2 separate regions of the Mus musculus genome follow, and region 2 is linked to region 1. The links are chromatin loops, found by intact Hi-C in ENCODE. Cell type or tissue: left cerebral cortex. All regions are shown on one strand. Each heading gives the region's core, and the rest is flanking DNA. Links, peaks and the distances in the headings are about the cores only. Region 1 has its middle 12 kb from the start of Gm41566. Region 2 has its middle 9.7 kb from the start of Gm41563.

Region 1 (15,272 bases), core at 4,194-12,193:
GCTGCTGGAGAGCAACAGAAGAAGTCACAGAGGCTAGTTTTTACCAGGGTGGGGGTAGGGTGGCTTCTAGGGTTACATGCCACTCCTGTGTCCCCTGTCACTAAGAAATTTTCAAATGGCTGGTTGGGAGGACATCAAAGCATAACCTGAGGGCAGGGCCTCGGTGGGTTCTCAGCTGGCCCTTCACCAGCAACAGGCCAGGCCTGTCTACAAGGGACAACAAGCAGGTTCATTTCACTGAGTCCAAGAGGACCATAAACCTTGCTGGGGAGGAGCATGCCTGTGGCATCCTTCCCTCCAGTGGTCCAGGAGGAAGTGTGGCCGATGTCCTGAGATGCCCCTGAGTTTCTTCCTCTCGATACTTAGAAAAGCACCAGCTCCCCACTGACTTGGCTCATGGGGGACCTGACTGCTTGTTTCCTATAAAGTCCATTCTTTTCAATGCTGTCTGAGAGAAGCCAGTGAAATGAATTATGAGAGAAATGGATTTAGGGATGTGTGCATGTTGTGTTTGTGTTTCTGTCTGTCTGTCTGTCTAGAAAAATGAGTTACTAAGAAAGACGAGGCTTGAGCGTGCAATGGAGGCCGTTACCCCAGTTATCAAGGGGAGCAGCTCATCACTGTTCACTCACGCTGTAGGCACCTCTGACTCCCGACATGTCTGCAGGACATAGTGTCACCACCATGGACAGGTCACAGCCTTTGCCACCTAGGGCAGGAGCTCTGGTGGGCAGATGTAGTGGATGCCTCACCTCAACCATAGATCTCCTGGCCTTAGCCAGCTGGCAGTCCCCTGTGGTGGCATCCACTAAGAATGCCAGCGCCACAGCATGATGGGAGGGCTGGCCGGGGAGCCTTAGTCATCAGCGCGCTAGTGAATCATGTTCTGGCACCTCCAGGCTAAGTGGTGATCTGTCAAGGCAGCTGGAGACAGGCCCCAGCTGGCAGGCTGCCCCAGGCACAGCCTGGAGTCAGGGAGGCGAGGAGGCCCCAGGGGTGCCTCCGGATAAGGCCAAGAGATGGTCAGGTTTCAGGGTCGTCCTGAGAGCCCAGAGCGCTGTTGTTAATCCAGACTCTGATGAGAGAAAGCGTCCCACATCTGCAGGGCACACAGGACAGGACTCCGAAAGCTGCCCACACCCCACAGAGCTGTTTAAAGGGGAAAAAGTCCTTGTCCTTGGCCTGATGTTGAGTCTCCTCTTCTAACCCCCCCTCCTCCTCCCTCTCCTCCTCCCTCCTCCATCTCCTCTTCCTTTCTCCTCCTCCTTCTCCTCCTCCTCTTTCTTCTCTTCCTTCCTCTCCTCTTCCCTCTCCTCCTCTCTCTTCCCCCTCCTCCCTCTCTTCCTCCCTCTCCTCCTCCCTCCTCCATCTCCTCTTCCTTCCTCCTCCTCCTTCTCCTCCTCCTCTTTCTTCTCTTCCTTCCTCTCCTCTTCTCTCTCCTCCTCACTCTCCTTCTCCCTCTCCTTCTCCCCCCCCTCCCCCCCCACTCTTCCTATTTTCTTTTTGTTTCATTGGAAAATGAAAGACTATATTTTCTTAGAGCAGTTTTAGTTTTACAGAAAAATTGACAAAAGTACAAAAAAGACTCACATGACCCCTCCAGCTCCCTCCCCATGGGGACTCCCTATGATGCTGTCTTGTATTGGAAGGGGACACAGGCACATGGATGAGTTGGATATTCTAGGCATTTAGAGAAATGTAGAGCTGTGAGTGTCCCAGGTGACAGTGTCTGCAGAGTCCCCGCTCCTCCTGGCTCAGCTTTCTTCCTCTCTCCACTCATGTCTCCTCACCACCCACCCCTGCCCTGCATCCCAGACAACCACTGACAGTTTACTGTCTGCCTGATCTGCCTTTTCCAGATGGCCTGTGGTTACAATCTCATAGTGTACAGCCTGCCTGGCTCTTTTCAAATGACAGTGTGCGGAATCCTAAAGACATTCGGGGTGTGTCAGCATCTCTGCTTCTCTGGAGTTTTATTCTCTAGAGCGGGAGTGTATACAGCCAGTCTTGTTTTCTCTTTGGCTTCCTTGACTCCATCTGAGAGCCCAAGGCTGGGCCACTGTGACTCCTGAGACTGCAAGGAGACAAAGGAGACTGCCTCAGAAAGCTGTTTAGATAGGCAAGGAAAGGGAGCAAGGCTCCAGCCCTCAGCTCCTCCAGGCTCTCAGTTCCTCTATCTAGGCTGTGTTGTGTTAGTGAGCTCACAAATGTGTGCAATGCACATGTGCCAACTGAGTGTGTTGTTAGGAGTGTTTCAAATGTGAGTAAGGATGTGTCTTAGGTGCACATATACATCCGTGCACACATATGGGTGCGCGCGCGCGCGCACACACACACACACACACACACACACACACACACACACACACAGAGTCCATGTGTTTGTGGTGGGATAGAGGTTTCCCAGGTGCTGGGAGGGCAAGCTCCATCACCTTGCTGCCATGTGGTTGAAAAGTGAACTCTCCAGAAGAGTTCCATGGTGCAGGTGGTAGTAGGGGTCACAACAGATAGAGTTATGCCCCCTCGCCCCCTCGCCCCCTCGCCCCCCTCACCAGGGTGTGGTTATTTGGCTTGGGCTGTTGTTTCCTGGACACGGGGGGGGGGGGGGAGGAGGACATGCTTGTGTTGGGCTAGGGTACTGACCCCCACAGTAGAATCACTAAATGCCTGACAAGGTTTCTGTGGTGGACAAAGGCTGACCAAGGGCCTTCTGGCAGCAAAGCACTCACCTGATACCTGAAGGCAGAGCTGCTGCTGGCATGGACTTGGGGAAGGGCATGGTGGTACTGGGGCTCTTGGGAACCCCAAAGGGTCTGTGAGTTTAACAGCCATTTCCCAGGCAGGCTGGCGGGACTGCTCTGCTACACCGACATGCCTTGAGTTGTGGGGAAAAAAAACCTGGAGGCTAGGGAGGTGGAGGCATCGGTTCAGCCCCCCAGGAACATAGCCATCAATAATTCAGTGTTTCAAAACTTCAGAAATCTTCAGCTTCCACCCCCCTCCCTTCTTCTTTTGATTCAGGGTCTTAATGAAAGTCCAAGCATTCCAAGGATAGTTTAATATTTAAACAGTTGTCTTCACTCTGAAGGTCAGCCCAGCATGTGGGGTGTGAGGCCGAGCCAGGGTTGGAGGAGGTGGAGGAAGGAGACAGGTGGGGGAGGGCTTGGGGCTTGGGGCTTGGGGCTGGAGGCTGGAGGAGGGATGTGGGTACAGTGATAGGGAGGGATGTAGATGGTCTCTACTCCACCTTGACTGGCCCAAGGCCAGAGCCTTTTCTACCACAGGTTCCTAGATGTGTCAATTGTCAAATGTTCCTAGAAGTGTTTTCATGATCACTGGGCCCCCAGGCTCCCACCTGCTTCTAGGCCTTAAGCTCAAGGTATCCTTGCATTCTGGCTTCACATGGGGCCTCCCTGCTGGGTGTAGATACCTCGGCTAGGGTGGTCCCCTGAAGGAGCCTGGAGGGCAGGGCTCCTCCATCTCAGAGGGTGCTGCCTGCCTGCCTGCTTGCTCAAGGCTGGGGCTTTGTAATCTGTCCCTCAAAGCAGAGCCCTTTGGGACAGACATGACAGCCACACCAGGGCTAACCCCGAGGACTGTCCTGGGTGAGTGGGGATTGGGGAGGAGCAGCTCTGGGGGACACCTCCTGTGTTTGTAACCCTAGAGTTCAACTGCTTACTGCGTTAGGTTCCTCTCCTGAAAGAAGGCGATGAACTGATGTCTAAGTGGAAGGGGCTTTATTTATTTGACCCAAGGGAGGTTTAAAAAGGCAAATACAGCCACAGGCTGAAGCAGGGCTCACTCATAGGAGAGAGCAACTCCAGAGACAGCCCAGGCCAGGCAAAAGGGAGGCTGTCCTCCTTCAGGGTCTCTGGGACGTTGGAATGTGGCAGGCGATGGATCACAGCTGATCCTGAGGCTGTGTGATCAGGCCATGTTTGACCATTTATGGTGCCCACAATCCAGAGTCCCCAAATAGAAAAGCACCCAGACCCCCAAGCCACATGCGAATGATAAGCCTGGCGCCTTGACTGTCAGTGTGCCCAGACCTGGGCTTGCGTGCTGCCTCTGTAGCTGATGTGTAGACCGGGAGCAGTGGTTTGCTCTCAGCAGGGTTTGTGGTGAGCTGGTGCTGCTTCAGTGTCCCCTGGGCATCTCTGTGGACTGGGTACTGCTGGGCACTGGTATGCACCCTGGGTCACCCCTGAGCCCAGCAGCTTCTCAGGAACCCTACCTAGGGCAGCTCTGCTGCTCAAGTGCCAATCACTCAGCATTGCCCTGCCCCCAGCCGGCCCTCTGGGAGACGCCCAGCTCTCACTAGCACCTTGCACTGGAGGCTCTTTTCCTGCCCCAAGCAGAAATATCCACAGGGGTCTCAGAGTGCTCTCTGGAGCCCTCCACTCCCTCCCCAGCCCATCTCCTCTTCAGCATCTGGACTCTGTCCCACTGTCCATGACACTTAGCACCAGGAAACTTCGGGATATGCCATACAATGCAGACAGCCCCACTGAATGGTGCCAGTGTCACTTTGAGAGGTGGGGATTGAGGGAGACAGCTAGTGCCCGCATGGTTCTGCCTCCAGCAACCCCTTGCAGGATCTTTCAGAGGGCTGGAGTAGCCTCTCACAGGGCCCGGAGAGCCGATTGGCCAAGCTCACCTCTGAGACTTACTTGGGGATCTTTGGGTTTTTGACATAAACCCAGCTCTTACAATGGGGTCTAGCTCACTCTGTGAGAGACAGAGGCTAGGGGTCCACTCTGTACTCTGTGTTCACCTGCATCATGTCCCACCCCTCTTGCAGGTCATTGAGTCAACATTGTCACAACTCCAGGTACACCCAAGTTCCCCTTAACCTCTCAGGCTCCCCTAGGATGTCTCTTCCTCTGACCTCTGACTTCCGCTGTGTGTCCAACTCCCCTCCATGAGTGTGTGTGTGACTGTGAGTCTAAGGCTGAGGGAGATGCTCACAGCAGACTCCCGATCCTAGACCTCAGCAGTCAGAGAGCATCTGGTTCCACCAAGTGTCTGGCACCAGCCAGTCCCACTGGAAGTAAAGAGATGTCGTCTCTAAACTCAGAGGGAAGCAGCTGCATTCAGCAAGTTGCCAGCTGCATGCCCACAGAGCCCGGAGACAGAAGCTACACACCAGCAACAGAACAGCTGCTCGTCTGACCGAACCTGAAAGTTGGGCAGCCCTGGGGGGCTGTTCTGGCAAAGGCTTTCTGGCGGCTAGCACCCCAAAGGGGCAGGCACTGCAGCTGTGGGGAAGTTCTGGCCCTTGCTATCTGCTCATGGAGTCACCTCAGAAGACCCTCATGATTAAGTAAAGACAAGATAAACACTTTCTTCTTTCATCTCTCTCTCTCTCACACACACACACATCAGGACCCCAAAAGCTCTGCACTTACAGCAGTCCACGGGTGACATGAAGCCTGCTTTGGCTAGCGCTTCTCACCCAGTATTTTTTTACTCATTCTTTTTTTTTAATTAGATTATTTTCTTTATTTACATTTCAAATGCTATCCGAAAGTCCCCTATACGCTCCCCCTGCCCTGCTCCTCAACCCACCCACTCCCACTTCCTGGCCCTGGCATTCTCCTGTACTGGGGCATATAATCTTAGCAAGACCTCTCCTCCTAATGGTGGCCAACTAGGCCATCTTCTGCTACTTATACAGCTAGAGACACAAGCTCTGGGGATACTGGTTAGTTCATATTGTTGTTCCTCCTATAGGGTTGCAGACCCCTTCAGCTCCTTGGGTACTTTCTCTAGCTCCTCCATTGGGGGCCCTGTGTTTCATCCAATAGATGACTGGGAGCATCCACTTCTGTATTTGCCAGGCACTGGTATAGCCTCACAAGAGACAGCTATATCAGAGTCCTGTCAGCAAAATCTTGCTGGCATATGCAATAGTTTCTGGATTTGGTGGCTGTTTATGGGATGGATCCCAGGGTGGGGCAGTCTCTGGATGGTCCTTCCTTCTGTCTCAGCTCCAAACTTTGTCTCTGTAACTCCTTCCATGGGTATTTTGTTCCTGATTCTAAGGAAGTACGAAGTATTCACACTTTGGTCTTCCTTCTTCTTGAGTTTCATGTGTTTTGCAAATTGTATTTTGGGTATTCTAAGTTTCGGGGCAAATATCCACTTATCACTGAGTGCATATCATGTGAGTTCTTTTGTGATTAGGTTGCCTCACTCAGGATAATACCCTCTAGATCCATCCATTTGCCTAAGAATTTCACAAATTCATTGTTTTAATAGCTGAGTAGTACTTCATTGTGTAAATGTACCACATTTTCTGTATCCATTCCTCTGTTGAGGGACATCTGGGTTCTTTCCAGCTTCTGGCTATTATAAATAAGGCTGCTATGAACATAGTGGAGCATATGCCCTTATTATAAGTTGGGACATCTTCTGGATATATGCCCAGGAGAGGTATTGCTGAATCTTCTGGTAGTACTATATCCAATTTTCTGAGGATCTGCCAGACTGATTTCCAGAGTGGTTGTACAAGCTTGCAATCCCACCAGCAATGGAGGAGTGTTCCTCTTTCTCCACATCCTTGCCAGCATCTGCTGTCGCCTGAATTTTTGATCTTAGCCATTCTGACTGGTGTGAGGTGGAATCTCAAGGTTGTTTTGATTTGCACTTCCCTGATGATTAAGGATGCTGAACATTTTTTCAGGTGCTTCTCTGCCATTCGGTATTCCTCAGGTGAGAATTCTTTGTTTAGCTCTGTACCCCGTTTTTTAATGGGGTTAATTGATTTTCTGGAGTCCAGCTTCTTGAGCTCTTTGTATATATTGAATATTAGTCCCCTATCAGATTTAGGATTGATAAAGATCCTTTCCCAATCTGTTGGTGGCCTTTTTGCCTTATTGACAGTGTCTTTTGCCTTACAGAAGCTTTGCAATTTTATGAGGTCCCATTTGCTGATTCTTGATCTTCCAGCACAAGCTGTTCAGGAATTTTTCCCCTGTGCCCATATCTTTGAGGCTTTCCCTCACTTTCTCCGCTATAAGTTTTAGTGTCTCTGGTTTTATGTGGAGTTCCTTGATCCACTTAGACTTGAGCTTTGTAAAAGGAGATAAGAATTGATCAATTCACATTCTTCTACATGATAACGGCCAGTTGTGCCAGCACCATTTGTTGAAAACGCTGTATTTTTTCCCCCACTGGATGGTTTTAGCTCCTTTGTCAAAGATCAAGTGACCATAGGTGTGTGGGTTCATTTCTGGGTCTTCAATTCTATTCCATTGATCTACCTGTCTGTTGCTGTACCAGTACCATGCAGTTTTTATCACAATTGCTCTGTAGTACAGCTTAATGTCAGGCATGGTGATTCCACCAGAGGTTCTTTTATTGTTGAGAATAGTTTTTGCTATCTAGGTTTTTTGTTATTCCAGATGAATTTGCAAATTGCCCTTTCTAACTCTGTGAAGAATTTAGTTGGAATTTTGATGGGAATTTCATTGAATCTGTAGATTGCTTTCAGCAAGATAGCCATTTTTACTATATTAATTCTGCCAATCTGTGAGCATGGGAGATCTTTCCCTCTTCTGAGATCTTCTTCGATTTCTTTCTTTAGAGACTTGAAGTTCTTATACAGATCTTTCATTTCCTTAGTTAGAGTCACACCAAGGTATTTTGTATTATTTGTGACTATTGTGAAGGGTGTTGTTTCCCTAATTTTCTTTCTTGGCCCTGTTTATCCTTTGTGTAGAGAAAGGCCACTGATTTGTTTGAGTTAATTTTATATCCAGCTACTTCACTAAAGCTGTTTATCAGGTTTAGGAGTTCTCTGATGGAATTTTTATGGTCACTTACATATACTATCATATCATCTGCAAATAGTGATATTTTGACTTCTTCCTTTCCAATTTGTATCCCCTGGATCTCCTCTTGTTGTCTAATTGCTCTGATTAGGACTTCAAGTACTATCTATATTGAATAGGTAGGGAGAAAGTGGGCAGCCTTGTCTAGTCCCTGATTTTAGAGAGATTGCTTCAAGTTTCTCTCCATTTAGTTTGATGTTGGCTACTGATTTGCTGTATATTGCTTTTATTATGTTTCGGTATGGGTTTTGAATTCTTGATCTTTCCAAGACTTTTATCATGAATTGGATTCTGTCAAATGCTTTTTCTGCATCTAACAAGATGATCATGTGGTTTTTGTCTTTGAGTTTGTTTATATAGTGGATTGCATTGATGGATTTCCATATATTATTCCTGCATTCCTAGGATGAACCCTACTTGATCATGATGGATGACCATTTTGATGTGTTCTTGGATTTGGTTTGCGAGAATTTTATTGAGTATTTTGGCACTGATATTCATAAGGGAAATTGGTCTGAAGTTCTCTTTCTTTGTTGGGTCTTTATGTGGTTTAGGTATCAGAGTAATTGTGGCTTCATAGAATGAATTGGGTAGAGTACCTTCTGTTTCTATTTTGTGGAATAGTTTGAGGAGAATTGGAATTAGGTCTTCTTTGAAGGTCTGAAAGAACTCTGCACTAAACCCATCTGGTCCTGGGCTTTTTTTTTTTTTTTTTTTTTTTTTTGGTTAGGAGATGATTAATGACTGCTTCTATTTCTTTAAGGGAAATGGGACTGTTTAGATCGTTAATCTGATCCTGATTTGACTTTGGTACCTGGTATCTGTCTAGGAAATTGTCCATTTTATCCAGGCTTTCCAGTTCTGTTGAGTGTAGTCTTTTGTAGTAGGATCTGATGATGTTTTGGATATCCTCAGGTTCTGTTGTTATGTCTCCTTTTTCATTTCTGATTTTGTTAATTCGGATAATGTCCCTGTGCTCTCTAGTTAGTCTGGCTAAGGGTTTACCTATTTTGTTGATTTTCTCAAAGAACCAGCTCCTGGTTTGGTTGATTCTTTGTATAGTTCTTTTTGTTTCCACTTGGTTGATTTCAGCCCTGAGTTTGAGTATTTCCTGCCATCTACGCCTCTTGGGTAAATTTGCTTCCTTATGTTCTAGAGCTTTTAGGTGTGGTGTCAAGCTGCTGTGTATGCTCTCTCTAGTTTCTAGTTGGCAGCACTCAGAGCTATGAGTTTACCTCTTAGGAATGCTTTCATTGTGTCCCATAAGTTTGGGTATATTGTGGCTTCATTTTCATTAAACTCTAAAAAGTCTTTCATTTCTTTTTTTATTTCTTCCTTGACCAAGTTATCATTGAGTAGTGTGTTGTTCAGCTTACACATGAATATTGGCTTTCTATTATTTATGTTGTTATTGAAGATCAGCTTTAATCCATAGTGATCTGATAGGATGCATGGGACAATTTCAATATTTTTGTATCTGTTGAGGCCTGTTTTGTGACCAATTGTATGGTCATTTTGGAGAAGGGACCATGAAGTGCTGAGAAGAAGGTATATCCTTTTGTTTTAGGATAAAATGTTCTGTAGATATCTGTTAAATCCATTTGTTTCATAACTTCTGTTAGTTTCAATGTGTTTCTGTTTAGTTTCTGTTTCCAGGATCTGTCCATTGATGAGAGTGGGGTGTTGAAGTCTCCCATTATTATTGTGTGAGGTGCAATGTGTGCTTTGAGCTTTACTAAAGTTTCTTTAATGAATTTGGATGCCCTTGCATTTGGAGCATAGATATTCAGAATTGAGAGTTCATCTTGGAAGATTTTACCTTTGATGAGTATGAAGTGCCCCTCCTTGTCTTTTTTGATAACTTTGGGTTGAAAGTCGATTTTATTCGATACTAGAATGGCTACTCTAGCTTGTTTCTTTAGGCCGTTTGCTTGGAAAATTGTTTTCTAGCCTTTTACTCTGAGGTAGTGTCTGTCTTTTTCACTGAGGTGGGTTTCCTGTATGCAGCAAAATGTTGGGTCCTGTTTATATAGCCAGTCTGTTAGTCTATGTCTTTTTATTGGGGAATTGGGTCCATTGATATTAAGAGATATCAAGGAAAAGTAATTGTTGCTTCCTGTTATTTTGGTTGTTAGAGTTGGAATTCTGTTCTTGTGGCTGTCTTCTATTAGGTTTGTTGAAGGATTACTTTCTTGCTTTTTCTAGGGCATAATTTCCCTCCTTGTGTTGGAGTTTTCCCTTTATTATTGTTTGAAGGGCTGGATTCGTAGAAAAATATTGTGTGAATTTGGTTTTGTCATGGAATACTTTGATTTCTCCATCTCTGATAATTGAGAGTTTTCCTGGGCTGGCATTTGTGTTCTCTTAGGGTCTGAATAACATCTGTCCAGGATCTTCTGGCTTTCATAGACTCTGGTGCGAAGTCTGGTGTATTTCTAATAGGTCTGCCTTTATATGTTACTTGACCTTTCTCCCTTACTGCTTTTAATATTCTATCTTTATTTAGTGCATTTGTTGTTCTGATTATTATGTGTCAGGAGGAATTTCTTTTCTCGTCCAGTCTATTTGGAGTTCTGTAGGATTCTTGTATGTTCACGGGCATCTCTTTCTTTAGGTTAGGGAAGTTTTCTTTTATAATTTTGTTGAAGATATTTACTGACCCTTTAAGTTGAAGATCTTCATTCTCATCTATACCTATTATTCTTAGGTTTGGTGTTCTGGATTTCCTGGATGTTTTGAGTTAGGATCTTTTTGCATTTTGCCTTTTCTTTGATTGTTGTGTCCATGTTTTCTATGGAATCTTCTGCACCTGAGATTCTCTCTTCCTTCTCTTGCATTCTGTCGCTGATGCTTGCATCTATGGTTCCTGATTTCTTTCCTAGGGTTTCTATCTCCAGAGTTGTCTCCCTTTGGGTTTTCTTTATTGTTTCTACTTCCATTTTTAGATCTTGGATGGTTTTGTTCAATTCCATCACCTGTTTGGTTGTGTTTTCCTGTAATTCTCTGAGGGATTTTTGTGCTTCCTCTTTAAGTACTTTTACCTGTTTAGCAGTGTTCTCCTGTATTTCTTTAAGTGAGTTATCAATGTCCTTCTTAAAATCCTCTACCAGCATCATGAGATATGATTTTAAATCCAAATCTTGCTTTTCGGGTCTGTTGGGGTATCCAGGACTCGATGAGGTGGGAGTGCTGGGTTCTGATGATTGTGATCGGTCTTGGTTTCTGTTAGTAAGTTTTTTACATTTGCCTTTCGCCATCTGGTAATCTCTGACATTAGTTGTTATAGCTTTCTCTGACTGGAGCTTGTTCCTCCTGTAATTCTGTTAGCCTCTGTCAGCACTCCTGGGAGTCCAACTCTCTCCTGAGTCCCAGTGGTTAGAGCACTCTCTGCAGGCAAGCTCTCCTCTTGTGGGGAAGGTGCACAGAGGTCTGGAGCTCAGATCACCTCCTGGCTGAAGATGAAGGCCCGAAGAGACCCTGTTCAAGAAGCTCTGTTGCTTCTGCCGCCCACGTGCTCTCCTGCACGGACTGGTTTCTGAAAGACCCGGGATACAAGATGGGGCTCTCACCTGAGTTCTGGGGTCAGAGCCCTCTCTGGAGGCCGACTCTCCTCAGTGATCCTAAGATCCTGGGTGTGCTAGGGCACCTTTGGTGTGGAAAGTCCTCTGGGGACCGTGGGACCGTCCTCCAATTTTTTGCCCAAGGTGTCGCGGGGCTGATGCCAACCGGAACGAACCCCTCACCCAGTATTGAGTCCCTCCCCATGTGGCTCTTTCTCACTGCCATGTGATTATCCACAGTGCAGCTTTTACTCCAAGACAGAGGTCACTATTGTGTGTGTGCCCTGGCATGTGAGAGAGTGGCAGATGCTCACTCAACGGCCGACTCCACTTCTTCCTTAGAATAGCATTGGCACTGTTGGTGAGTTCTTGAGGTCATTTCTAGGTCTCTTCATTATCCTGGTTGTGCCCCGACAACAGCAGATCTGTGATGTAGAGTACACACTGGAGTGGGACCCGGCACAGGGGTTGCATTGTGGTCACTCTGCTCCCAGGCTTTTGAGGCCAGTACAAATGATGCTAGGGAGGTCTTGGGCCTCTTTGCTGGTCAGAGGAAAGACCCGTGTCACATCTGAAAGGAAAACTGGAAAGATGAGCATGAGCAAAGCCAGAGACCCAATGCTGGTGTTCCCACTGCCAGCTCTTCATGGCTCGTTCTGTCCCAGCTGGTCTCGCTGCAGAACAGTGGCAATGGGTTGTCCTCCATGCTGAGTTGCCAGGCACACATGACTCTGCTACGCAGGAGTGACCCTGTTTTATCTATAAGGCCTGTCTTGGCTTTGAGGATGGGTGCCACGCATCTCTGAGGTCCCAGGTCTTCACAAAACAGCAGAGCTGGAAGGAGAAGATGGGAGTATTCTGAGGTTGACATCCTTATTCTAAGGTTGACATCCTTATGGGCTGTATAAGGAGATCGTGTCTTAATAAACAAACCAACCAACCCTCAAGCTGTATTAAGTAACTGTCTTAGTTAGTGTTTTACTGCTGTGAACAGACACCATGACAGAGGCAAGTCTTATAAAGGACAACCTTTAATTGGGGCTGGCTTACAGGTTCAGAGGTTCAGTCCATTATCATCAAGGCAGAAGCATGGCAGCATCCAGGCAGGAGGAGCTGAGAGTTCTACATCTTCATCTGAAGGCTGCTAGCAGAATATTGACTCCAGGCAGCTAGGATGAGGGTCTTAAAGCCCACACCCACAGTGACACACCTAGTCCAACAAGGCCTCACCTATTACAACAGGGCCACACCTTCTAATAGTGCCACTCCCTGGGCTGAGTTTGTACAAACCATCACAGTAAAATTTCCTAAAAATTCAGCTCAGAACCACAGATGTCAATGCACTGGGAAACAAGGCCTTTTCGGAAGGGTTACCTCAGATGAGGTCACTCTGGCGTGGGGTAGTCCTAATCCAATGATCATGTCCTTAAAAAAGGAGGGCTATTAGGTTGACAACCTCACACGAAGAAGGAAGTGACTGGAGGGACCCTCCCTGGAGCTTTTAGAGGGAGCATGGTCTTGCTCCTTAGCCCCCAGGACAACAGAGAAGACATTTCCACTGCTTGAAGTCTCCAAAATGGTGGCACCTTGCTCACATGGACACTGAGCCATACAGAATTTTCTGAACACTGTTTTCCACCTGCCGCCGATATACAAAGCTCTTTTATACAAGTGTGAAGCTGACCACAACAGTTATATTCTCCTGGTCATCTACTCTCTGGATGCAGCGCCAGGCCTCACCAGCCCACACATGTTTCCTGAATAGAGAGCTGTCCCTAGAATGCAGCCTGGGGTTCCTATGAGAGCCCAATCCCCGTGAAGGTGGTAGCAAGGAGAGCAGCATCCACTGGAGGCTGGACTCTTCCTTGCTGCTGTACTGCAGAAACTCTACTCCCCAGACCAGCTGTCCAACAACTATAGAACGTTCTAGAGAAAAAATTCCTTGGCAAACTCCCTGTGTGCCAATGGAGGGCAGTCCCTGACTTCACAACACTCACAGCATTAAAGTCAAGGAAACATACGGTGCCAAGTGGCTTCACAAGGATGTGACACGCTGGTGACACGGGAACAGCTGATACTATCCTTTAGGAAGAAGTCTGGGATTCTGGACACAAGTCTCTCAGCTCCAGCACCCGACAGCCAAATACATCCCCAACAGCAGCAAGGTGACATCCACAAGGCAGGTCCCACCCACAGGCACTGGGCCCTGGAGTCAACTGAAAGGTCCTCAAAGAGAACAGACCACACTAGGGCCATGTGCTGACCCAGCCTTGATGGGCAACACAGTCCTTCTGTAGAAAGAGCTTTCTATCTGGGTCCTACATAGCTTAGACTTGTGGAGTCATCGGTCACCCAGGAGTGGCCTCTCTGGAGTCTCATGCCTCCTGCCACCCCACTACTCATTGTTTCCCAAATCTGGAAAGTGGCTCCTGAGATCCAAGCAGTCAGTACAGGGGGCAAAAGAGAGAACTGTCCTTTTAGAGGGAGAACACGGGTGGAAACAGGCCAGGGGGCAACTTGTAGAGCCAGTGTTGGCCTCAGGCCAGGGTCAGGCCCAGGAGGCTGGGGAAGGGGGTTGGCCATGGATAAGAACAGCTTAGGTGAAGAACCATGGAAGGTGCAGGATGATAGGTGTGGTTGCAGAGACGGCTCAGAGAGAGGACCGGCTGTGATGGTTAATGCCACAGAGTCAGTGTGGGCTGGAGGGGAGGGGTGGGCAGAATGACAGGTGAGGAGGCGACTGACCAGCCAGGCTCCATTCTATGCGCAAAGAATGTGGAGCAGATTAGAGCGCTGCCCACCGGAAGTGGAAGTGGAGCCTTATGCTGATCGGAAGCACAGCCGAGATCCTGCTACACCTCTGATGGTTATGGCTTAGGCTGTGAGCCTGTCTCACCAAGTCTGCAGCCAGCTCTGGGCTCTATGCCCTTGTGACCTCAAAGGCGGCCTGAATAGCAGCTCCAGACTGAGCAGCTCCGGGAAGCCCTGCACCACAAACGCAGCCCCTCCATGGGCACCCAGTGGACCTCTGGAGAGCCGTGGGGTCTACAGAGATGCTCAGCTAGAGCTGTAGGCAGAAGAGCACTTTGAGAAGGGTTGGGGATGAGGTCAGCAGAGTCCTTTTGGGGTAATTCTTGCCCTAGCCACATGTCTGCCTGGGCCAGGGATCCCCAAGATTTTCCTCCTGAATATGTGGCCACTGGATTGTTCCTGGGGCAGAAGTTTCTAGACCCTATTGCATTGCATTGTATTTTTGAGATGGTCTTGTTGCATCGCTCAGGTTATCCCTGAAACTCACAATCCTTTTGCCCCAGTCTCTCATGTGCTGAGAAGACTCTGTGTGTGTGTGTGTGCGTGTGTGTGTGCGTGTGCATGTGTGTGTGCGTGCGTGTGTGTGTGTGTGTGTGTGTGTGTGTGCGCGCGCGCGGGCGCCACAGGTCAGACAAAGCTTAGTCATGGTCAGGAGGAGGAGATGATGAAGCCAATACATCAGGGGCTTGTTGTTTCCAATGAAATACCTTTTTAGAGTCTGAGAGTAGACGTCCCCAAGGGAAGCCACACTGGATAGCCAGGAGCCAGCCAGGAAGCAGAGAGAGCAAGGGAAAGGTGGGAGGGGGTCTCGTGTGGTTTCTCAGTGAGGGAACTGGCCAGGGCAGTCAAGAAAGCAGCTGAGGACAGGCTGATGTGGAAGTGAGAACCGTCCTGGGTTGTGAGAGTTTAAGGGATGGTGGCCTGGGCGACTTGGGTGCTATAGACTGCGGTTGAGTAGTATTTGAACTACACCCTGTAAGGAAACGCTTAAATGCCTCTAGGGATTGACTTAACCTGAATCTGACAGTCTCTCCAGGGGCAGCAGGGACCAGGCCAGGAATTTTAA
Region 2 (15,272 bases), core at 3,328-11,327, 70 kb after region 1:
CTCTCCTTACCAATACCTTCCATGTACCCTGTACCCTCTCATCCACCCGTCCACCCACCCACCCATCCATCCATCCACCTGTCCATTCACCTGTCCATTCACCCACCCATCCATCCATCCATCCATACATACATACATACATACATACATACACCTGTCCATTCATCCATCCATCCATCCATCCATCCACCTATCCATCAATCTATCCATCCATCCATCCACCTGTCCATTCACCCACCCATCTATACATCCATTCATGCATCCATCATCCATCCATCCGTCCATCCACCCACCCATCCATCCATCCATCCATCCACCCATCTATACATCCATTCATGCATCCATCATCCATCCATCCATCCATCCATCCATCCATCCATCCACCTATCCATCAATCTATCCATCCACCTCTCCATTCACCCACCCATCTATACATCCATTCATGCATCCATCATCCATCCATCCACCCATCCATCCACCCATCCATCCATCCATCCATCCATCCACCCAATCCACTCATCCACCCGGCCATCTATCCATCCATCTATCCACCCAATCCACTCATCCACCCGGCCATCTATCCTCCATCCACCCATTCATCCATCCACCTGTCCATTCATCCATCCATCTACCTATCCATCCACCCATCCACTCATCCACCTGGCCATCTATCCATCCATCTGTCCATCCATCCACCTATCCATCCATCCACCTGTCCATTCACCCACCCATCCATTCATCCACCCATCCATCCATCCATCCATCCATCCATCCACCTGTCTATCCATCCACCCATCTATTCATCCAACTGTCCATCCATCTGTCCGTTCATCCATCCATTCATTCCAAGGAGGCAGTAACTGGGACCACGAGTCACTGAGAAATGAGCTAGACCAGCATGCAGCTCCTGATCAATTTCCTGCTTTTCTCCCCCATTTCTGCTGCTGTGCTGTCCGTGAGTTGAGGACTTCCTCAGCATCCATCAGAATAAACGTACTAGGGAAATAAATCTAAATGGCTTTAGGCCTCTGGGGTCTTGGTGTTATTTGTCATCTTAGCTGACCTTGCCTATGGGGGACAAAAGGCTCCACTGTCCCCAACGTGTTCCAGAAAGGGAGAAATTTTTGGGTCACATGTCTCTCCTCATTCTGCACCCGGTATAAACAGAGTCACCAGAATGAGGCTCACTGCAAGTCCCTCTAGCTATCTCCATGAAGCTCTCCTTATACAATGCTTGAGTCAGTCCTGAGAACCACTAGAGTCCGCCTCTCTGCCTGGCTGACGTTTTACCAGCCCAGGGGACCCACCCAAGCCCTGCATGATTGACAATCTGCCCACCCACCTAGAGTGTCCCTCCAGTGCATCCACCCCTAGCTACCCTGCTGCCTGATGCTCCCTTCTCGCTGCCCATCTGACACCTGGGCTCTGTGCAGCTGCTGGGAGGATGTCTGGGGACCCTGCCTGGATTGCCATGTGTGATGGGAATGCTGTGGTCCATATCTATGTCAAGGGGCGGAGCTCATGTCTGTACCACTGTGATAGACTAGTGCAGTGCACTGCAGCCCCACGGTGCACACTTGAGTGCAAGGAAGGAAGGAAGGAGTGGGGTGGGGGCGGGGTTCGTTCTGCTGAGCAACGGAGCTAACCTTTCCCCTTCCTGTTCCTGTAGCTGAAACTCACCTGTGGTGGTGGTAGGGTGGGGGTGGGGGTGGGAGTGGGGGGTAGGGGGTGGGGTGGGGCATAGGGTGGCCATGAAACTGTCCTTCTTTGTGTCCTGCACTGCTTGGTGGCAGCAGTCTCAACTTGGTTCCTGGGGACGAGCAGGAGGGTCAGTGTCCTCATGGTACTGTGGGGCAGGGTGGGTGAAAACAAACACAAAGCACCAGCCCTGGGTTGCCCCAGCAGAGCCCGCCCACAAAGCTGAGATGCCTTCCTCAGCCGTGCAGCCTGTAATATGCTCAGAGGTCGTTGCACCAACCTTCCCTCCCCACAGCCAGGCCCTGCTCAGGCATGCTGCTGTCCCAGGCCTTCTGCTCTGGGCAGATGCCCCGGGACCAGGGTTGACTGGGGGCCTGAGAGAGGTAATCAAGTCAGGAGGTCTCTGCCCGCTGGAAAGGACAAAATAGCACGTGCAAAGCAGTCTTTCCTCTCCCTGTCCTCCTTTCTCTTCTCCCTTTCCCCCTCCCTTCTCCCTCCTTCTCTCTCTCCCTCTCTCTTCTCCTTCTCCCCCTCTCTCTCCCTTTCCTCTCCCCCTCCTCTTTCCCCTCTCCTCTTCCTCCTCTCTTCCTCCCCCTTTCTCCCTCTTCCCTTTCCCTCTTCCCCTCCCTCATTTCCCCCTCCCTCTTTCCCATCCTTTCTCTTTTCCTTCCAGCCCTTACCAGACACCTTGACCTTGAGCCTCCAGACTAAGAGAACTTCACTTTGGTGTGTGTGTGTGTATGTGTGTGTGTAGGGGGTACCTGTTGCCCTCCCTTTGCCACCTCAGATGATGTCTCCAGTTTGCTAAAACAGGGACACAAAGGACCTGTCACTCTGCCACCTCCCTCCCTCCCTGGCCTGCCACTAACAATGCTCAGCTCCTAATGCTCCTGTCTTTGCTCCTGTCAGGACCGCAAGGCATTTGCTGCTCCTGGGATGAAGGAAGCTGCTTCCTGGGATGGGTGGCATCTCTGTCCCTGTGTGGGTAACTGTCATATGTCATTCAAGAAGTGTGGCTAGGACTGGATACCACGCAGGCTGGGAGAGGATTTCTAAGATAGCAAAACCTTTGACCTTGGACCAGACACCAGTATGGCTGTGCCCTCCCCTACTTCTGACTTGGGCTCCACTCCTCTTTGTCTTGTTTCTGGGCAAGCCATCTGACTCCTCTCTTTGGACACTCAGGGAGCCCTGCTCACCAGTGGAGGACTCTGACCATGAGTGAATCCAGGTCTCAGAGACAGGAAGGACAGATAATGGGAGGAGCAACCCTCCAGCAGAGCCCCTCCCTGCTCCTGTGTGTCGGGCCACAGAGTGGCTGTACTTCGTGGGAACACAGAGTTGTTTGTTTTTTTTGTTTTGTTGGGTTCAATGCTAAGTTCACACTCCAGGTTCATGCCCACTTTTGTGATACCTGCTATTGCTGTCATCCAGAGCACAGAAGGCTTCTGGAAGTTTCTGCTATACAATCCACCACTCCCCTGCCACCCCCACCGTCATTGGCAACACCTGTGGAGTCAGCACTCCTACTTGGAAAGTAGAAAGTTCCCTGGAGTAAAAAGCAGTGTCTAGCTCACGCCTTTAATCCTAGCACTTGGGAGGCAGAGGCAGGCAGATTATTGAGTTCGAAGCCAGCCTGGTCTACAGAGTGAGTTCCAGGACAGCCAGGACTACACACAGAAACCCTGTCTCGAAAAAACAAAACAACAACAAACAAACAAATAAAAAAAGCAGCGGCTTAGGCTGTGAAACACTCAGCCAAATCTCCTTCCTCATGTGGAAGCAAAGCACCCCAACAGAGGTTCCCCTAAAGATACTCACCAAGGTTTGGCGGACTCTGCACCGCTTTAGTCTCAAGGTCAAGGACAGACTGTCTGGTGAAGAACAGGCCCATATGTCCAGGAAGTCACTGTCGTCATCATCGGACTTGCAGTGAGCTGCCTGTCAGTTATTTGAGAAAAGCTGAGGCCTTTGGTTTTCTGGATTTCATCACAGGAGTGGAATTTCTTTTGACTGCACTTCCAACCCTAAATCCATTGTGATGGAGATTTTGTCTTCATTTCCTTAAACTGGAGCTCAGTTTCGAAAATGCTCTTACCGGACTGGCCTGTGAGCAAGCCGGTGGTGCATTTTCCTAATTAGAGATTGATGGGGTGGGGGTGGGGCGATCCTAGCCCACTGTGTGGAGGGTGCGGGGTGGAGGGATGCCATCCCTAGGCAGGTGATCCTGGGGTCTATAAGAGAACACAAGGAGAAAGCCAGGGGGAGCAAGCCAGGAAGTAGCATTCATGCACGCGTGCATGGCTTCTATTTCCGGTCCTGTTCCCCAGCTTGCCCTGAGCTCCTACCCTGCGTTCCCTCGGTGATGGAGTGTGACCTGTGAGTTGTAAGCTTTCCTCCCCAGGCTGGTTTCATCATGGAGTTTTAATCACAGCATTAGAAACCCTGAATCGGGGCTGCCTTGAAGAAGTTCACCATGCTGCCTGGCTGTGGCCACATTAAGGGACATGCCTGTACACGTGTGTTCACGTACAATTATCACATGCACAACTGAATTAGGGGACTGAGCCCTGAGCAGGTGTCCCTGGGGTGCTGGGCAAGGAGCCTGTTACCTTTAGAAGGCTGACAACTGCCCACAAAGCCTCCTAGCAGTTTGGTTCCATTGTCTGTCACAGTACAGCCTGGCTGGATCCCCCCATAGAGCTGGGAGGGTCCAGCCCGGCTCTGAAAATTTCAGGGAGCACCAATCCCTGCCCCTCCCTCCTCCAGTCCTGTGGCTGTGTCCCAGTCCTGCCCCATGCGCTGGGCTGTGAGCACGCTGGCATGATGAGTGATTGGAGACTCAGGTTAGAGACCTCTTGGTCAGAGTCCCTTGAATTTCCACTTCCTGCAGATTACATGAGCCAAAGCTTCCCATCCAGACCCCTCAACCTCCTTGAGCACCCATATGTCATCATCCTTCATGAGGGTATCTTACAAGCCCCTACCCTACTCCATTTAGCAGTGAAGCCACCTCCCTCCACTCTGTCATTCCCCCTGCAGCTATGTGAAGTTCCTGTTCTCCCCAGTCATTGTTCCAATCCCTGGTATCCCAGATGAAGGTCCCATCCCTTTGAGTGGGTCTGTGTGCAGCTTATCCCAGGAACTCTTGACCTGAACCTCAGACAGACCTTGGCATTGCAAATGATTCTATATTCCTATGGGGACTGAGAGGACCCCAGAATCTATGCAGTCAGGTAGGCCAGCCATGTTTAACATGGCTGCTCCTGCTGCTGCTGCTGCTGCCACAGGAAGAACAGGGTTGTGAAGTTCCGTCAGCAACAGCCCGGCTCAGGGAACGTGGTAAAGCCTCCAAGCCACTACCCTCTTAGGCATCTCTTCACTGGCTCCCACCTCTGAGTACCAGCTTTGAGCCCTGCCCAGCCACAGAAAGGGGCTGGAGTCCTGTTGCCTGCTGGGGACATGTCAGTGCTCAGCCTGAAAAGCTGGCAAGGAAGTGCAGGGGCACCCCTTGTGGCCTTGTCTTTGCTGGGTGTCTTTCCATGACTGTATGACAGACACCAAGACAAGCACCCAACTAGTGTGTTCATTCTCCTCAGTCAACAAGGAGGAGGGACTTATGGGGAGTCCCTGGAGACTACCTGACTTAGAGAGAGAGAGCTGGTTCTGGGCCTGGGCAGCAAGAAAGTTCTAGAATGTTCTTCCAGCTACTCAGTGGCAGGTGTGAGGTTTCTGGAAAGTTCAGAGCTAGTCCTCCCCGTGACGGAAGGTTTGGATACTAGGAATTTAGGAGGGATGCTTTGGAATCCTAGGTGTCAGAACCCTAGGCTTGAAACTAGGTCTGCTGTCTACTCTGAGAGTGATCTATGGAGGACTGAAGCTATTGTGGGGCAGGGAGGAATATCTACTCACCCCTGTGCCTTTTCAGACAGTAGCCAGCCCAGGGAGGTAGAGCCTCAACAAGGTGCCTGGCAGGTCAGTTATCATTCCACGCTTGTCTTTGCCCCGTGTGTCTCTAGCTGGGACCCAGCAGGACTGGTGGGCCCCAGGCTCTGCAGGGAAACTGCCTCTCCAAGCCCATCTGACTGAGGCAGAAGCCTGGTGAGAAGGAACAGGGGGAGGGTAAAGGCCGCCTCTGGAAGCAGAAATGCTCTGGAAGTGTTGGATGCTGCTGCTGTTGCCATGGCAACGCTGGCTGCAGGGAGTGGAGGGCAGGTGGACCAGTAGCTGCCACTCAGCCGGGTTGTCAAGCCTTCTGGAGGCTCTCAGCCCTATATCCCTTCCCAAACACACCTCTACTGCTCCCCCCATAGAAAATCTCACTCCTAAAACACCCCAAATAGATCACCAGGCCAGTCAGCAATCAGAGCCATCTAAGCTAGGGCTGATGCTACGCTCAGCCTCCTTCTGTCCTAGAGGACACAGGGTCAACATGAATTCCATACTGCTCCAGAGTGAGGCCTGGATCTGTATGCTATACCTTAGAAGAGACATCATTCTTTCCCGCTGGACTTGAGGCCTCAAGGCTGCCATGCTGAGCTGGCTGGGCCATCATGCAGAGATGTTTTCTGGAAGCTGTGTCCTCTTGGAGAAAAAAACCAAGCCTCTTAGAGCCTCTTATCAAAGAAATTGTGAGATCCCCTGGATCCAGCTGGGCCTGAGACAATAGTGTATCTGGACCTCTAATTACTTGACCCTTTCTTGCTAAAACCAGTTTGTGTTCTTTGGGGATGCAAGATACCCATGCTGAGCTGCGGCCTGCCACTTCCAATCCAGGGAGGCCTGCAGGATATGACCCCTTTAAATACACTTTCCCCAAACTTGTGCCTCTTCAGGGCAGTAGGGGAGCCCATTGTATTGTGGGACTTTGTGTCCTCTGAGGCCATGGTGTGAAGATTTGGCTTGCTGGCACTTACGAAAGAGAGACAGGGAGTGTTCAGACCTTGCTGTGAGGAGGGGCTGATGGTTCAACCTCAAACAGTTAGACCTTGCAGTGATGGTTCAGCTTCAGCTTCTACTGATGAAGAGGCTGCAAAATCTATGGCTGGCCGTCCTCCTTCTCTCAGACGGCAACACATATCATCAGGCTTTGACCCCAACACCTCCTGGGTCTGAGATTCTCCTGCCTGAATCAGCAGGCATGCTCACAGAATGAACATACGGGAATCCCTGTCTCAACTACACCCAACCCTCACAGGAGACTCTCAGTATCAATGGAGCAGACAGCTAAAGCTAGGGACACAGGGACAGTGACCTAGAGCCCCCCCCTCCAGCCATACCTCAGAAGTCATCAAGGGTACGTTCTTACTAGATAAGGCTCTGAGAGTCAGGCTAGTCTTAACCAGGCCAAGGATAGGGCTTGTGAGGCTGTCTATACAGGCCCTGAGCTTCCAGTGAGTAGCTTTGGCCTTTAAGTGATCCCAACCATGTAACTAGAGTGTCCATGCTGGCACAACAGCCATGTCAAGCTCTGTGCCAATGCTGAAGACAACGTGAAGGCAGCCTCCGTTGCAAACCTGCACCAGGGATTGGGGATTTAGCTCAGTGGTAGAGCGTGCCTAGCAAGCACAAGGCCCTGGGTTCTATCCTCAGCTCCAGAAAGAAAAGAAAGAGAGAAAGAAAGAAAGAAAGAAAGAAAGAAAGAAAGAAAGAAAGAAAGAAAGAAAGAAAGAAAGAAAGAAGGAAGACCTGTACCACTGTACCACCTCCACAGGGCTGGTGGCTTCACTCACCCAAGCACACTTCAGGAGAGGAGGTATCTGGGGTGCCTTTGGGTGCCTGTACTACCCTGGCACTGGTTGGATATCATGAGTGTCGATAAGGACTATCGGTGTGTATGAGAATGTCCCCAAGGTAAGCAGCTCCCATAGATCTTTCTCCTAGAGTGACCCTGAAACAAAGTGTCTGTTGGACAACCTTAACTGTCACCAGATCAGGATCCCACAATATACTGTGTACCGTGTGCTCTGGGGAGGCACACCCTGTGGCCTCCGGGAACAAGGACAGCCCACAGGAGTCTTGAGTTGCTTTGTAAGCCTTATCGCCCATCATACAGGCTTGGCTGCAGTAATGACAGAGATCACAATGTCCCCAAGGTCCCTGGAAACACTCAACAGGGGGTGGGTGGGTGGGTGCTCAAATCGTGTTCCTTTGTACTTTTTCTGGTCTGACCTCCAGACAGCTGACCCTCACCAGGCACAGCTCCCAAACCAAGCTGTGACAGGTTCCAATCTGTCTCTCCTTGTCATGCTCTTGGACCCATAGGTTCTGGGCCCAAGGCAGAGCAAAGTCTAAGACTCCCTAAGCATTGGACAGCCCAAACTGTCTTCAGGCCAAAGGTCAGGTAGCCCTGTCACCATACAGGAGGGTCACCGGAGGAAGCTTCCTGGGCCCCTTGAGGGCCACAGTGTGCTCAGCACTTCTCACTGTGTTCTCTGCCTGCCTGTTCCCTCCTGAGCCTGGCCAGGGTTTCCACACTTCACACTGGAGTAGAGGGAGGATGTTGGTTCCCACAGAAACAGGCAAACATCCAATTTCATCTCTGCTCCTTCTCAAAGCCAACTAAATGACAGGAACACCCCACAGGACAGAGACAGGCACAGACAGAGAAAAGGGGAACCAGGGTGCTGTTGCAGATAGAGCTCAGCAGTCACTCAGTGGCTAGAGAGGGCTGGGCAACCATCACAGCTCTGAGCAGCACCCCATAATATACTCTCTGCAAGGAGCCCCCTTCCTCACCTCCATACATATGTATTTGTATACCATACATCCCTTTCCTGGGGACAGCAAAGTGTCACCTACTCAAGTTCATGAAGGTGCATCCTTCTGGACTGTGGGTTGCCTAGCATAGGAAATCCTATGTCCATTCAGAGCCGGAGTCTGGAGAGAATGCTCCAGTGTGCACATGAACCTGGGGTTCCGGGCACACACCACCAGCATGCTTGTGTCTCCAAGAAATCTTGTTGTTAGAATCTACCTGGTTCTGCTTGCTTTTACCTGACCTGGCATTTCTCAAGCCTAATCGAGAACTTGGTTTGTTTAATGTCACACTCATTGACATCCATGGGATAAGCTGCTGTGTAAGTGTAGAGAAACAGAAGCCCTGAGTCACATGGCTGAGGAAGGGACATGGTGTCCTTGAGGGCATGCTGCCCTAAGCCCTTGGGAGATGCTGTAGTGTGGGGGTCCTTGCTCATGCTGGATCACTATGGAGGGGCTCCTCTGTACACTAGCTCTCTCTCTCTCTCTCTCTCTCTCTCTCTCTCTCTCTCTCTCTCTCTCTCCCTCCCTCTCTCTTTCTCTCTCCCCACTCTGCCACAGTGACTCATGCATGATTCATTAATCTTAATGAAAATGCAAATACACAGACTTAATTGAAGGCTGTTATGGGACCACGCTCTGGGCTTCTGCACCAACACGAACAGACAACCTTTTTAGCTTTCTTTGCTTGGAGTGGTACTATTGGTTGAGGTGGCACAGACAGGCAGTTTAGTCCCTGAAGATGGGGCTGTCCCCCCTTCCTCTCTTGCACACACAAGCTCACTCTGGGTGCACTGGTTATAGCTATGAACTCAGCCCAGCTGTCATCTCCTCAGTGGTACCTGGCCCTTGGGTCCCCAACTTGTCAAGGGAGGAAACGCTAATTAAGGCTTAGCTTCCTGCAAGAAAGAGCCCATTTCCTTCTTGCTATCCTGATGCCACCTCCAAGTGGGTCAGAGAGGTTTCCAGATTCCCAAAGAACCCCTGAGTAGCTGAGACAGGCCCCTGAGCAGAAGGAAGAAGTGCTAAGAGCCGAGCAGGGGACTGTTGGATAATCTATCTCTTCCTTGGGCTCCATGTCCCCAGGTGTTTGACCAGCAATTGGGCTCTTGGTCTCTCACACATCATCCCTCAGTGTCCCTGACTGGCCCACAGAGGTGCCAGGGCTGTGCAGTCCCTACCCCCTCCAGAGACTGAGCTGAGAACCAACTTTGCAACAGAGGGAACTAGAGCAATATGGTACCTTCACATCCAAGGAGTCCCATATGGAGCCAACCAGCTGCAGATGGAAAATATCTTGGGGAAATCTATATCTGCGTGAGATGTTTATACCCTATTTTCCGTGTATATGCCCCAAGTAGTAGAGAAGAACGACCTCTATTATGATGTATTCATTGTGTTGGCTGTGCTGTGTGGGGATGATGGATGTGTAGATTCGATGTAGATCTATGCCGCTCTGCACAAGGTCTTGATCAAGCAGAAGTTGGCATCCTAGGGAGCTCCTGGAGCCAGCACTCCCCCCCAATCCCCCTTTGTCACTGAATGTGAGCCTCCTCCTGCTCCACATGGCCTGATACAGACAGATAGTTTTCATTAATGATGTATGATCTAGCCCACAGATGATGTTTGATTTATTATAATTTGATGACATATAATTACATGTTATAAATGACACTCGAACCCCCTCATTCTGCTTCTAGACAATCCAGTTCTGAGGTGAGAGTGGCCAGGGAGAGAGACATATGACATTCCATCACTGACATGCTTACATGGCCGACACTGGGGTTGCCTACCTTCCTTGAGGATATCTTTCTCATGGAATGACAAGCAGAGGTGAGTCACTGCCATCCCAGGGTGACATGTTCTGTCACTGAATGTTCTCCATGGTGTGACACAGGTGAGTCTGACAGGAACCATATTCCTTGTCAACTTGATAAAAATGGGTCTGACCAGCCATGCTCTTGAGCTTCTTCCATAAGAACATGTGCACAGTGACAGATGGCCATCAAGTTACTGCCCAAGCCTGCTGCCCTCTTGAAGATGATTCTTTAAAAAAAATTACACACACATATGCACACACACATACATGCACACATAGCACCCAGACCAACCTCTTGACTATTCCATTATTAATTCTCTGCTCTTAAACGTTATACATGTTTTAGAAAAGTGGAAAAAAAAAGAAGAAAGGGAGGGAGGAGGGAGTAAGGAAGGAGGGAGGAGGGAGAGAAGAGGGAGAGAGGAGGGAGGGAGAGAGGGAGGAAGGAGGAAGATGGTGAGGGAGGAAGGAAGGAAGAAGAAAGGAGAGAGTGAGGAAGGAGGGAGAAAGAAGGGAGACAGGAAGGGAGAAAGGAGGGGAGGGAAGAAAAAAGGAAGGAAGGAGGGAGGGAAGAAGGAGGGAGACAGGGAGGGAGGGAGGAGAGACCCAGGAACCTCAGCCATTCCCAGAGGTCACATGGGAAGGAGGTCACTTAGCATGCTATGATGCATGGAGTCCCTGACCGTCAGTCACACACAGACTCAGGCAGGCTCGTCCCAAAGAAAACTCTCTACACCCACTGTCATCCTGTTCCGGGGCCATCACTAGATTTACTACCTTCTTGGCACCTGTTGTCCCCAGTTCTGGAGACCTCCGTGCACTTCTTACAGGTCCTGGAGGTATCTCCACAAGATCTGCTATGGTATGTACACAGCTATGATGCAAAGCTCCACACAGCTGAGACTGTGCGCCCATTATTTTATTATTATTATTATTATTATTATTATTATTATTATTATTATTATTATTATTATTATATCAATGTCTCACCCATAACTCTAAGGTTTTTTGTTTTATGTCAAAATTTAATTTCTTACTCACTTTGTCCCCTGTCATTGTTTGGGGGTGGGGGGGGAGGGGCTGGGACGCAAGTGAAGCGCCTAGTGGAGGAGGAAATCACACTCTACACAAGGTGACTGTCATTCATCGTGTCTCAAGTTGTTGCAGGGGCTATTTGGCCCCATATGCCATCAGAGGACTGTCCTTGGGAAAAGACTGCGTACTTTCTTTTATTTATTTATTTATTTATTTATTTATTTATTTATTTATTTATTTTTGAGACAGGGTTTCTCTGTGTAGCCCTGGCTGTCCTGGAACTCACTCTGTAGGCCTTGAACTCAGAAATCCGCCTGCCTCCCTCTGCCTCCCAAGTGCTGGGATTAAAGGTGTGCGCCACCACCCGGTGGTACCTTCTTTTGTCATAGGAACAACCAACCCTGTTAAGCCCCAAGGCAGAAATTAACATGACAGGGACAAGACAAAGCAAGGCACTTACATAGGCTACCAGTAGACTCATCCTTCCTTGGGGTGGATGTCCTCTGTCCCTGAGGATGCCTAGCTGTAAGCTCTGGTTCTGAACAGGAGCTGAGACCTCTGTTCCTTTCCATGGCTTAACTACTGCACCGAGGCTGAAACCCATGGGCTCTTCAAGCCATTGTTCTAAGGACTACTCATGGTATACTGGTGGGCACCCTTAACCTAATGGACTCAGGGTTTTGTTTGTTTGTTTTTGTTTGTTTAGTTGGTTTAGGTATATTTTGAACCTCTGTCAATCTATGTGATGTCCCATTTGGACCAAGACTGCTTGCTGTCCTGGCTTCTTCTTTGCCAGGATCATGGAGAATTTCCTGTCCGTCAGTGGGTACTGACCTGATTCCACATGTCTCTCTTTCACACCCAGATTGGGGTATGTGTGTGTGGCTAGAGTGAGCACCTAGCTTCCTAAAGTGCCTCCTTGGTTATCTGTACCCGAAACCTACTCCAGTCCAGCTCTCAGGGAAAACGCAGGAGTTATTGGACAGTCAGCCAGCCTGGAGAGGCCTCTCCGAAGCCTGATGCTGGCTACACACATTCCATCAAACTAAGGAAATCCAGGTAGCTGGGGTAGGGAAGGCTCTGGTATCAGTCCCTTGTCCCCCATGGCAACTGAGAAAACATATTGAACAGACTGGCATCTTCAAAACAAACTGCACAAACCTGAGACTGGTCCAGGGACAGGGAGAAATGAACCCCAGAACCATGTCTGTGAAGTCCACAATCCAGAGGGGAAGAGTGTGAAATATTGAGGACAGACCAGCATCAGCTATGGTAAGGTGGCCGCTTGAGCCAGCGGGCTGGGGCAGGTCCCACAGTTGCCCTTGGCCAGGAACCACTCTTCCAACCATCCTCATGTATTGTCAAGCTTGAACAAGAATTTTTATGATTACCTTTGTCCCAATACATCACAAAAAGTCCACAGGGGTGCCCCTCCCCTGACCACAAAAGTCCATCTTCCCATTCAAATGAATTTAAAAAAGACTTCATTTTCCAAGTGAGATTTTTTTTTTAATTGCAATAAAAGAAAACCTGTAATTTGCCAAGCAACATCGCTGGCCCTCTCTTTCAGCGTGAGCATGTTCACTACAGGAAACCACTTCTTTTTAAAAATGAGGCTTCATTTCAGACACACCAGGGCTTGGAACAAAGTGCCCTTTAGAGATCTGAAGCCCAAGCGAGTGACAGTACCCTGGCTGATGCACAGCCAGGCGGATGGCAGCGTGGTACAGATGGAAGGTACCGCCCGCTGGCTGTGCTGTCGCCCGGGGGGCTTCTGGAGAGTGGCTGGCAGAGGAATCGGCAGATGTGAGGGCTGACGCTCTGCTCCTCGGAAGAGCAATTCTTGCTTCTGGCGGGAGGAAGGTGGGGTGCCACCACCCCAGCAGGGGCATGCGACTGTGCAAGAGGGTCATTGAGCAGCTGACGTGAGGGGAGCGAGGATGACGTCACCAGTGACGAACGAAGAGGGACCATCATGAAATATGCCATGGGAGGGAAGCTTTGTGCAGGAACAGCGAGGAGAGAGCCACCCTCCCCACTTCAGGACATTTTCTCCGTGGAAAACAAATGATGCAGTGATTCACAAAACTAAATTGTGCCTAATTTAAGCAGGGGAGGGCACTCGCCTGGGGATTGTCAGCATTGAAGAGGATCTTCTACCCTGAAGCCCTTGGTGCCTTATGCTCACTGGAGTCCATCTTCCACAAGGAGACAAAACGGGGTTCTGGGGACGGGGGTTAGAAGCACCAAGTGCTACGTTAATTAGGAAGCAACCATCAGCTCCCTATTGTTTCCAGCCTAGGACAGAACTGGCTAGTGAGGGTGGGCTTAAAAAGCTCTCCTGCACTTGCCCAACAAAGCAGACACAAGTTTGGGCCTTATAATGACTGCTCCTCCCTGCTCACCAAGAGACCAGCCCCAGGTTCTCCAGCACCTCAGCTGGGCCAGCTTTCTCTAGCTCAAGCAGGTCAGCCCTGCTGTCTTACCCTAAGGGAGAAAACCCGGAACTCAGGACCTCAGGAAAGATTCTGTTGCCAGGCTGGCAGGGGTAGGCTCTGCCATCCATGCGCGGTACAGTGGTTGCTTTGGGCTGGAGGCCTCCGTAAGGGTGTCACTTCCTCTCCTCAGCATCACCATTGTAGAGCATCCCCATGAGCAGGTGCGAGCACTGTCTGGCACATCTCTGTCACGAGGTCCTTTTTTTGTTTTGTTTTGTTTTGTTTTGTTTTGTTTTGTTTTGTTTTGTTTTGTTCAGTCCTGAAGACTAGTTTCATCCACTGTACTCATTGGTACAACTTGCTCTTGTGGTCACATAGACGACTCTCTAGGATCCCAGTCTTGTCCCCTCTCATGTCCCGTCTCAGTCGACCTTTATCATCAAGAACAAGGATGGCCAGCACGTTCTAGATGGGGTTGGGTGTTGGGGTGACAGTTCCCAGGCGAGGGGAAACTGAATCTCTCTTGGAAAGAGATCTGGGGAAGACAGGTGATGGGACCGTGTTGGATTTTGTCTCCACTTCTGTGGAATGGAAAGGGCTGAACAGGTCTGGTGGCATCCTAAGACCCAGGGAGACAGCTTCTTTTACTACTTGGAATTGGCCAGTTTTGTTTATAAGTACAGCAGTGATGTGGAAGAGGTGGTCAGCAAGCTCCTTCCTCAAGACCCCCCAGTCAGGGCGGGATAGAGATGCTGATGTCACTCGCAGCCCAGCTGGGCCTCCTGCAGAGCTGTCTGTGACATCTGTTCCCAGCCATAAAGATCCCAGGGGACTCTGTACATGGGCAGGTCTGGGGGCCTGGGCAGGAAGTAGGTGTCATATACAGTATGAGGAAGAAGGGCAGCATGGGCTCTCTGCCTGGGAGACCCCCGGGCCCTGCAAGGCAAGGCTGACTTCAACTTCCAGACACTTCATTTCTTGGTCTTCCCTGAGGGTCCTCGTGTTTCAGGAGAGGCCAAAGACAAGCATGCACCTTTTGCCTGCGGATCTAGTCCGAGTAACCTACGTGAACAAAGGAGATGGGCCATGGCCCTGCTGATGAAAGATTTTTTTCTTCTTCTTTTCTGTAACTCTAAGCACCTAAGGAATGCTGTGGTCACAAGAGGGCCCGTTCTTTTGTTAGGATAAGACCACAAGGAAATGACCTTGCTGGGGACCTTGGGAGTGGCCTCTGCTGGGAATGGAAAGGCTAGGAGTTGACTCCTGGCTCCAGTGAGTGACAGGGAAGGCCCCGGGGCACTAGGCATAGCTGGGCAAGTCGCTCCCTTTTGATGGCTCCTGAGGGTCAGGACTTGAAGGCACTAAGTAGATCCATGTGTTTGTAGGGTAGGAAGTAGCAAGTTACACCCCCCTCCCCCACCCCAGGCTGAAACTCTGCCCACCTCGGGGATTTCTGTTTCCCAGACCTTCAGTGTCCTTGTGTGCTACCAACACCCAGGAAGGCTTTCTTTCTTTCTTTCTTT

The links. A loop is a pair of places that touch in the nucleus more often than their neighbours do. Peaks named below come from ENCODE experiments on the same cell type or tissue, not always from the same donor. Only the 100,000 strongest peaks of a DNase experiment are listed, where the experiment ranks them.
Region 2: it touches region 1 in a loop (6-fold over the local background); 1 of 42 quality-filtered maps calls a loop at or near these places.

Annotation. Positions count from the first base shown.
Region 1 is chr17:31,878,624-31,893,895 of GRCm38, reverse strand. No RefSeq gene overlaps it. Among named protein-coding and RNA genes, the nearest start is that of Gm41566, 12 kb to the left of the region's middle. In left cerebral cortex, for the core only: no CTCF peak of the experiment used is centred there; no DNase peak of the experiment used is centred there.
Region 2 is chr17:31,808,002-31,823,273 of GRCm38, reverse strand. No RefSeq gene overlaps it. Among named protein-coding and RNA genes, the nearest start is that of Gm41563, 9.7 kb to the left of the region's middle. In left cerebral cortex, for the core only: no CTCF peak of the experiment used is centred there; DNase peaks (open chromatin) are centred at 5,858 and 8,214.